Regions from separate parts of the Homo sapiens genome. Here region 1 is linked to region 2. The links are chromatin loops, found by intact Hi-C in ENCODE. Cell type or tissue: CD14-positive monocyte. All regions are shown on one strand. Links, peaks and the distances in the headings refer to the core of each region. The heading gives the core; the rest is flanking DNA.

Evidence for each region. Hi-C counts contacts between places; a loop is a spot of excess contacts. Peaks named below come from ENCODE experiments on the same cell type or tissue, not always from the same donor. Only the 100,000 strongest peaks of a DNase experiment are listed, where the experiment ranks them.
Region 1: a loop joins it to region 2, with 2.3 times the contacts of the local background. A loop is called at or near these places in 2 of 110 quality-filtered maps.

Annotation. Positions count from the first base shown.
Region 1 is chr4:40,651,919-40,654,833 of GRCh38, reverse strand. No RefSeq gene overlaps it. Among named protein-coding and RNA genes, the nearest start is that of RBM47, 24 kb to the right of the region's middle. In CD14-positive monocyte, for the core only: no CTCF peak of the experiment used is centred there; a DNase peak (open chromatin) is centred at 1,083; H3K4me3 peaks cover 444 bases; H3K27ac peaks cover 1,600 bases.
Region 2 is chr4:40,717,848-40,720,762 of GRCh38, reverse strand. No RefSeq gene overlaps it. Among named protein-coding and RNA genes, the nearest start is that of NSUN7, 31 kb to the left of the region's middle. In CD14-positive monocyte, for the core only: CTCF peaks have their summits at 1,358 and 1,558; a DNase peak (open chromatin) is centred at 1,552; H3K27ac peaks cover 30 bases.

The sequences.
Region 1 (2,915 bases), core at 143-2,642, 66 kb after region 2:
CAGCTACTCGGGAAGCTGAGGCAGGAGAATGGCGTGAAGTAAAATCTCCAGGGGAGGCAGAGCTTGCAGTGAGCCGAGATCGCGCCACTGCACTCCAGCCTGGGCAACAGAGCAAGACTCCATCTCAAAAAAAAAAAAGTAAAAGTACCTAGTTTTGTTATCTAACTTATTAAAAAGATACTTGTTTTTTAAAAATTTTACATGCTGTTTCCCTTATTTCTGTTTACTTCATAATCTTTCTTCTTCTTCTTTCTCTTTCATTTACTAGAACTCAAATTAGAGAGTTTGAAATGCGTAGCAATACAAATAGTTCTTGGATTGATTTCTGACTCATCATCTTTTAGCCAAACAGCTTGAAATTACAATCAATTGCCTATCTCTTTGGCAGCCTCTGAAGACTCCCTTAGATTTCTGGAGCTGGGAGTTCTTTTTGGTGTTATCTAGCACAGCTTCTTCATGAAACAGAGGAGAGTAAAGGGGGTAAAGTTACCGCAATAAGTTCAAACGAGTAAAGGGAAAACTAGAGGAGTCAGAACTAGAACCCGCACGTGCAATATTCCAGCCCAGGTTTTTTTCTTCTTCCCTTTGCTCTTCCATGAGTGCTATCCCTCCTCTATCCTTTTACTTAAACGAATGTATATTATCTCCTTAATCCCATGTGATGGATTCAAGGGTGATTTTATTTTAGTTTTTATTTTTTGAGACAGAATCTTGCTCCGTTGCCCAGGGTGGAGTGCAGTGACGCCATCTCAGCTCACTGCAACCTCCAACTCCTGGGTTCAAACGGTTCTCCTGCCTCAGCCTCCCGAGTAGCTGGAACTACAGGCACAGGCCACCAGGCCCAGCTAATTTTTGTATTTTTAGTAGAGACAGGGTTTCACTATGTTGGCCAGGCTGGTCTCGAACTCCTGACCTCAGGTGATCTGCCTGCCTCGGCCTCCCAAAGTGCTGGGATTACAGGCGTGACCCACTATGCCCCACCTTCAAGGATCATTTTAAATATCAGTGGGTTACACAACTGTGACACTTGAGACACATCAGTCATAAGACTAGCAAGGCCTCTTTGGAAATCACAGCTTTCAAGATGGGAGTCTCCTCCCAATTTTTTTGTTCTAGTCTTAGGGCGGTAACAAGAGGCTTTCTCGTGACATACCTAAGCCTTCCTGCTTTGGACTGAATTGAAAGTAGGGCAGTACTTGCCAATCCCGTGATATTTTGGTGTCTCTCTCTGGTCCTCACCAAGATTAGGAAGTGGGAACATTTAAATCCCATGCCTGCAGGCTCCCTTTCTCCCTCCCTTCTTTTTTTCTTTTTTCCTTTTTCTTTCTTTCTTCCTTTTAAGCCAAGCACACTGCTAAACCCAAATTGGGAGATTTTCCAAAAGTTAGGCCTCTTTAAACTCGATCCTTTCCCCCTTCTTTCTCCCACAGTCATAATGCCTGCCTCACAATGCACCCAAAGGCAGTAAGTCTACAAACGCACAGAGGAGGAAAATAGGAATCGTGTACTGAGTTGTATTTATTTATTTCATTTTTAATTCCTCTTTTACTATTTATTTATTTTTTTGGCCAGGCGAAGTGGCTTATGCCTGTAATCCCAGCACTTTGGGAGGCTGAGGCAAGAGGATCACTTGAGGTCAGGAGTTCAAGATCAGCCTGGGCAACACAGAGCAATCTACCAAAAAAAAAAAAAAAAAGAAAGAAAAAAGTTGGGCATGGTGTATGCCTGTAGTCCTAGCTACTCAGGAGGCTGAGGTGGGAGAATCACCTGAGGCTGCAGTGAGCTATGATTGCACCACTGCACTCCAGCCTGAGCAACAGAGTAAGAGACCCTGTCTCTATAAAAATAAAATAAAACTTGTTTTTTTAGCCGGGCGCGGTGGCTCACACCTGTAATCCCAGCACTTTGGGAGGCTGAGGCAGGCAGATCACCTGAGGTTGGGAGTTAGAGACCAGCCTGACCAACATGAAGAAACCCCGTCTCTACTAAAAATACAAAATTAGCCAGGCATGGTGGCGCATGCCTGTAATCCCAGCTACTCGGGAGGCTGAGGCAGGAGAATCGCTTGAACCTGGGAGATGGAGGTTGCGGTGAGCTGAGATCATGCCATTGAACTCCAGCCTGGAGACAGACTTTTTTTTTTTTTTTTTTTTTTTTTTTTGAGACAGGTCTTGCTCTGTCACCCAGGCTGGGTTCAAACTCCAGGGCTCAAGGGATCCTCCCACCTCCGCCCTGTGTGTAGCTAGCTTACAGGTGTGCACCACTGTGCCCAGTACCATACAGAGTTTTAAATTATTATGATTTTTATTTTGAACACATGACCTCAATCAAACCATGATAGTTATCTTTTTTTTTTTTTTTTTTTTTTTTTGAGATGGAATCTTGCTCTGTTACCCAGGCTGGAGTGCAATGGTGCGATTTTGGCTCACTGCAACCTCTGGATCCGGGGTTTAAGTGATTCTCGTGCCTCAGCCTCCCGAGTAGCTGGAATTACAGGCACACACCACCACACCTGGCCAATTTTTATGGTTTTAGTAGAGATGGGGTTTCACCATGTTGGCCAGGCTGGTCTCCAACTCCTGAGCTCAGATGATCTCAGCCTCCTGAAGTGCTGGGATTACAGGCGTGAGCCACTGCGCCCGGCCTCTTTTTTCTTTTTGTGAGACAAAGTCTCACTCTGTTACCCAAGCTGGAGTGCAGTGGTGCGATCTCGGCTCACTGCAACCTCTGCCTCCCGGGTTCAAGCGATTTTCCTGCCTCAGCCTCCTGAGTAGCTGGGACTACAGATGTGTACCACCATGCCCGGCAGATTTTTGTATTTTTAGTAGAGACGAGGTTTCACTATGTTGGCCAGGCTGGTCTCAAACTCCCGACCTCATGATCCGCCCGCCTCAGCCTCCCAAAGTGCTGGGATT
Region 2 (2,915 bases), core at 102-2,601:
GATGACAGAGTTTTTTGCAAAAGAGTAGTTGCAGTAATGGACCATGGAACTTAAACTGTAAAGGGAAGGAGGTGAAGGTGGGAGAAGGTGATATGCAAGAAGGCAGAGGAGTCACGTTTTCCTGGTATCACATGCTTTGAGTCCCCTTACTATCCTGGCCTCATTTTTGCAACTTGGCCCTCCCATTTGGCAACGTCCCTTTTAGAATGTGGCATCCAACTGCAAGCCCCTCAGTCTTGCACAATGTTCTAGCTTGGCCTGACCATCAAACACCACATCATTGTCCTTGTTTTAGATGTCATGCCTGAAAGATGTCGATGTCCAGCATCATTGAGAGAACTCAGAATAATTGTTAGACACGCAAGATCAATGAGCAGAAACAAGGATAGGCAGACTTTTAAAATTTATTGGAATGATCTGATACTTGAAAATCTTTTCCTCTGCATTAGCTAACTGAATGTCCAATGAATAATCATGGATTATCATAGCTAACAGAATATCCAATGAAAAATCATGGATATTCTGTAATACAATCACTCTGGCTCATCAACACCAAACATAATTGCCATGAGGACATTATTTTATGAATTATTAGAAAAGCATAAAGTACTAACTAAATAGGGAATTTCAGAGTTAATGCAAAACCTCAAAATGGCTTTCAAAGAAGCTTATTTTCTCAGAGTAGTTTAACCAATGGGAGGAAAATCACTTCTGGATTATACAGAATTTGTTCATAAGGTTTGATCAGAAGGTGACCTAGTGATGAGGCTACTAATAATGGGAGAACTACACGAAAGAACAAATCTGCTGTTATGAGGCTCCAGGGCACAGGAACTATTACTCTAATTTCAAGTGACAATGAGTTTTTATAGCTGATAGCTACTTATGTCTCCCAAAACACTCTAATGCACGTTCCTGTCAGAAATTTGTGTATTTAATAGACTATATTCCCGATGTCACCTTTCCATCAGATTTAAATGAATCGGGTATAGTGTCATGTTTTAATTTCTCAATAAATATATGTAACAGGAATTTTCCTACTGAATTAAAAATGTCATTTCAGTGAGATAACCAAATTGATGATACTCGGAATTTGCAATTCATCATGATTACTGCCAGATTTAACAAATATAATTCACTTTCTCCTACTACCCTGTGATTAGCTAGAGGTCATGGCTTTGACAAATCTAGACTCCCTGGTGCTTTGGGTATAACTCTTGCCCACGTAACTTCTGTTATTTCTTATGAGGTATATGAAGGTGAATAGCATGCAGTTTTTACACCGGGGAGGGCATTTTTCTTCAGCAAAATAATTATCTCATTGCATTTCCCACTGGAATAGCTGACACCCCCCTGCCCCTCAAAAACAGAGAAAACAAAGGCTATCCATTTTAGTCCCCTCACGCTAGGTTTTTTTCCTTACCATTTCCCCCTTGTTTTTTCCATTCTTGGGGTATTTGGATATGAGGGAAGATGAAGAGGTAACAGACTGAGAAGTGTTCATTTTTCTTGTGTCGCTCTTCACATTGGCCAGCAAGGGGAGTTGTAGGAACAATTACAGTGGTTTGAGCTGATACACTTGTGAGCATACCTCTCACGATTGGTTAGGAGTCACAATGTCTTTTGCCCTGGACTCCCTGTGTAACACAGGTAGTATTTTGTGTACCAGTCTAGTTTTCCTTTCATCTCATACTTTGCTGACCAAAAATTAATTGTGAACTTCAAAATAAAAACCTACTGAAATGGTGAGACATTGGAAATGAAGTGAGCCTTCTATGCCCAGGTGGCATAAAAATCTAATTGTAGCTTCAAGCAGCCCAAGCCCCTTTAATGCGGATAAGAGAGCATTCAACTGACTTCAATAAAAAGGGACTTAAATGGAAGGGAGGTAGCCTTGAGGAGAGCTGGCGCTGACTGCTGGGACTGAGGAGGCCATTGTTCTACATTCTCCTAGGGCTTAGGGAGATTGACAAGGCACCTGCTGCTTTCCAGAGATGAACGTTTAGGTCAGCCCTGAAAACACCCAGGCCTGAGACACTCCCCTGGCCTCTTGGCCCCCTGCCATCCAGGTGCAGGAGATTCAAAGGTACAAAGCAAAGGCATGGGAAGAGCCCTTTGGAGAGATCTGGGGAGACTGTTTCTGCTCCATGAACAATCCAGGACAGCTCTCTCCCCTTTAAATCATCTTTCATGCTTCTTAGCTCCAAGGCTTTCTATGTTCTTCCATGGATTCCTCTACTGTATCTATGCCATAGGAACATTTGATTACTAACCACTTTCACAGATCATGGTTCACTTCACTGAGTTTGGGACCAGGATCCATGAATATGTACCCTATTTAATGCCTTAATGCTGCTTTCCCAATTCCCATCCTGGCTACTGAATATATTTTGCTGTTGACTGCAAAATAGACTAAAAATCAGTAATCACTAGTTTTCTGAATGTGAAGTTCAGGTTTTTATTTCTATGTTTCTTTTGTTAAGTACTGAATAAATTTTGTGCCCTGTGCTTAGTTCTCCAACAGGCTGTGTTATATAAAGGAGAGAATCTGGGCTTAAGAATAGGAGATGTAGTCTTTCTTTTTTTTTTTCTTTTCTTTTTTTTTTTTTTTTTTTTTTTTTTTACTTTATGGTACTACAGGCACATGCCACCATGCCTAGCTAATTTTTTTAATTTTTTGTAGAGAGGGGGTCTCACTGTGTTGCCCATGGTGGTCTCAAACTGCTAGACTCAAGCAATCCTTGCACTGTAGCCTCCCATAGTGCTGGGATTACAGGTATGAGCCTCTGTGCCTGGCCTAGATTTTAGTTCTGGTTCTGCTACTTAATAGCTGTATGATGTTGGACAACTCATATAATCTTTCTAGGCTTGTCTATTTTCTCATCGGCAAAAATGGGGAGGGAGGACAAGATTCC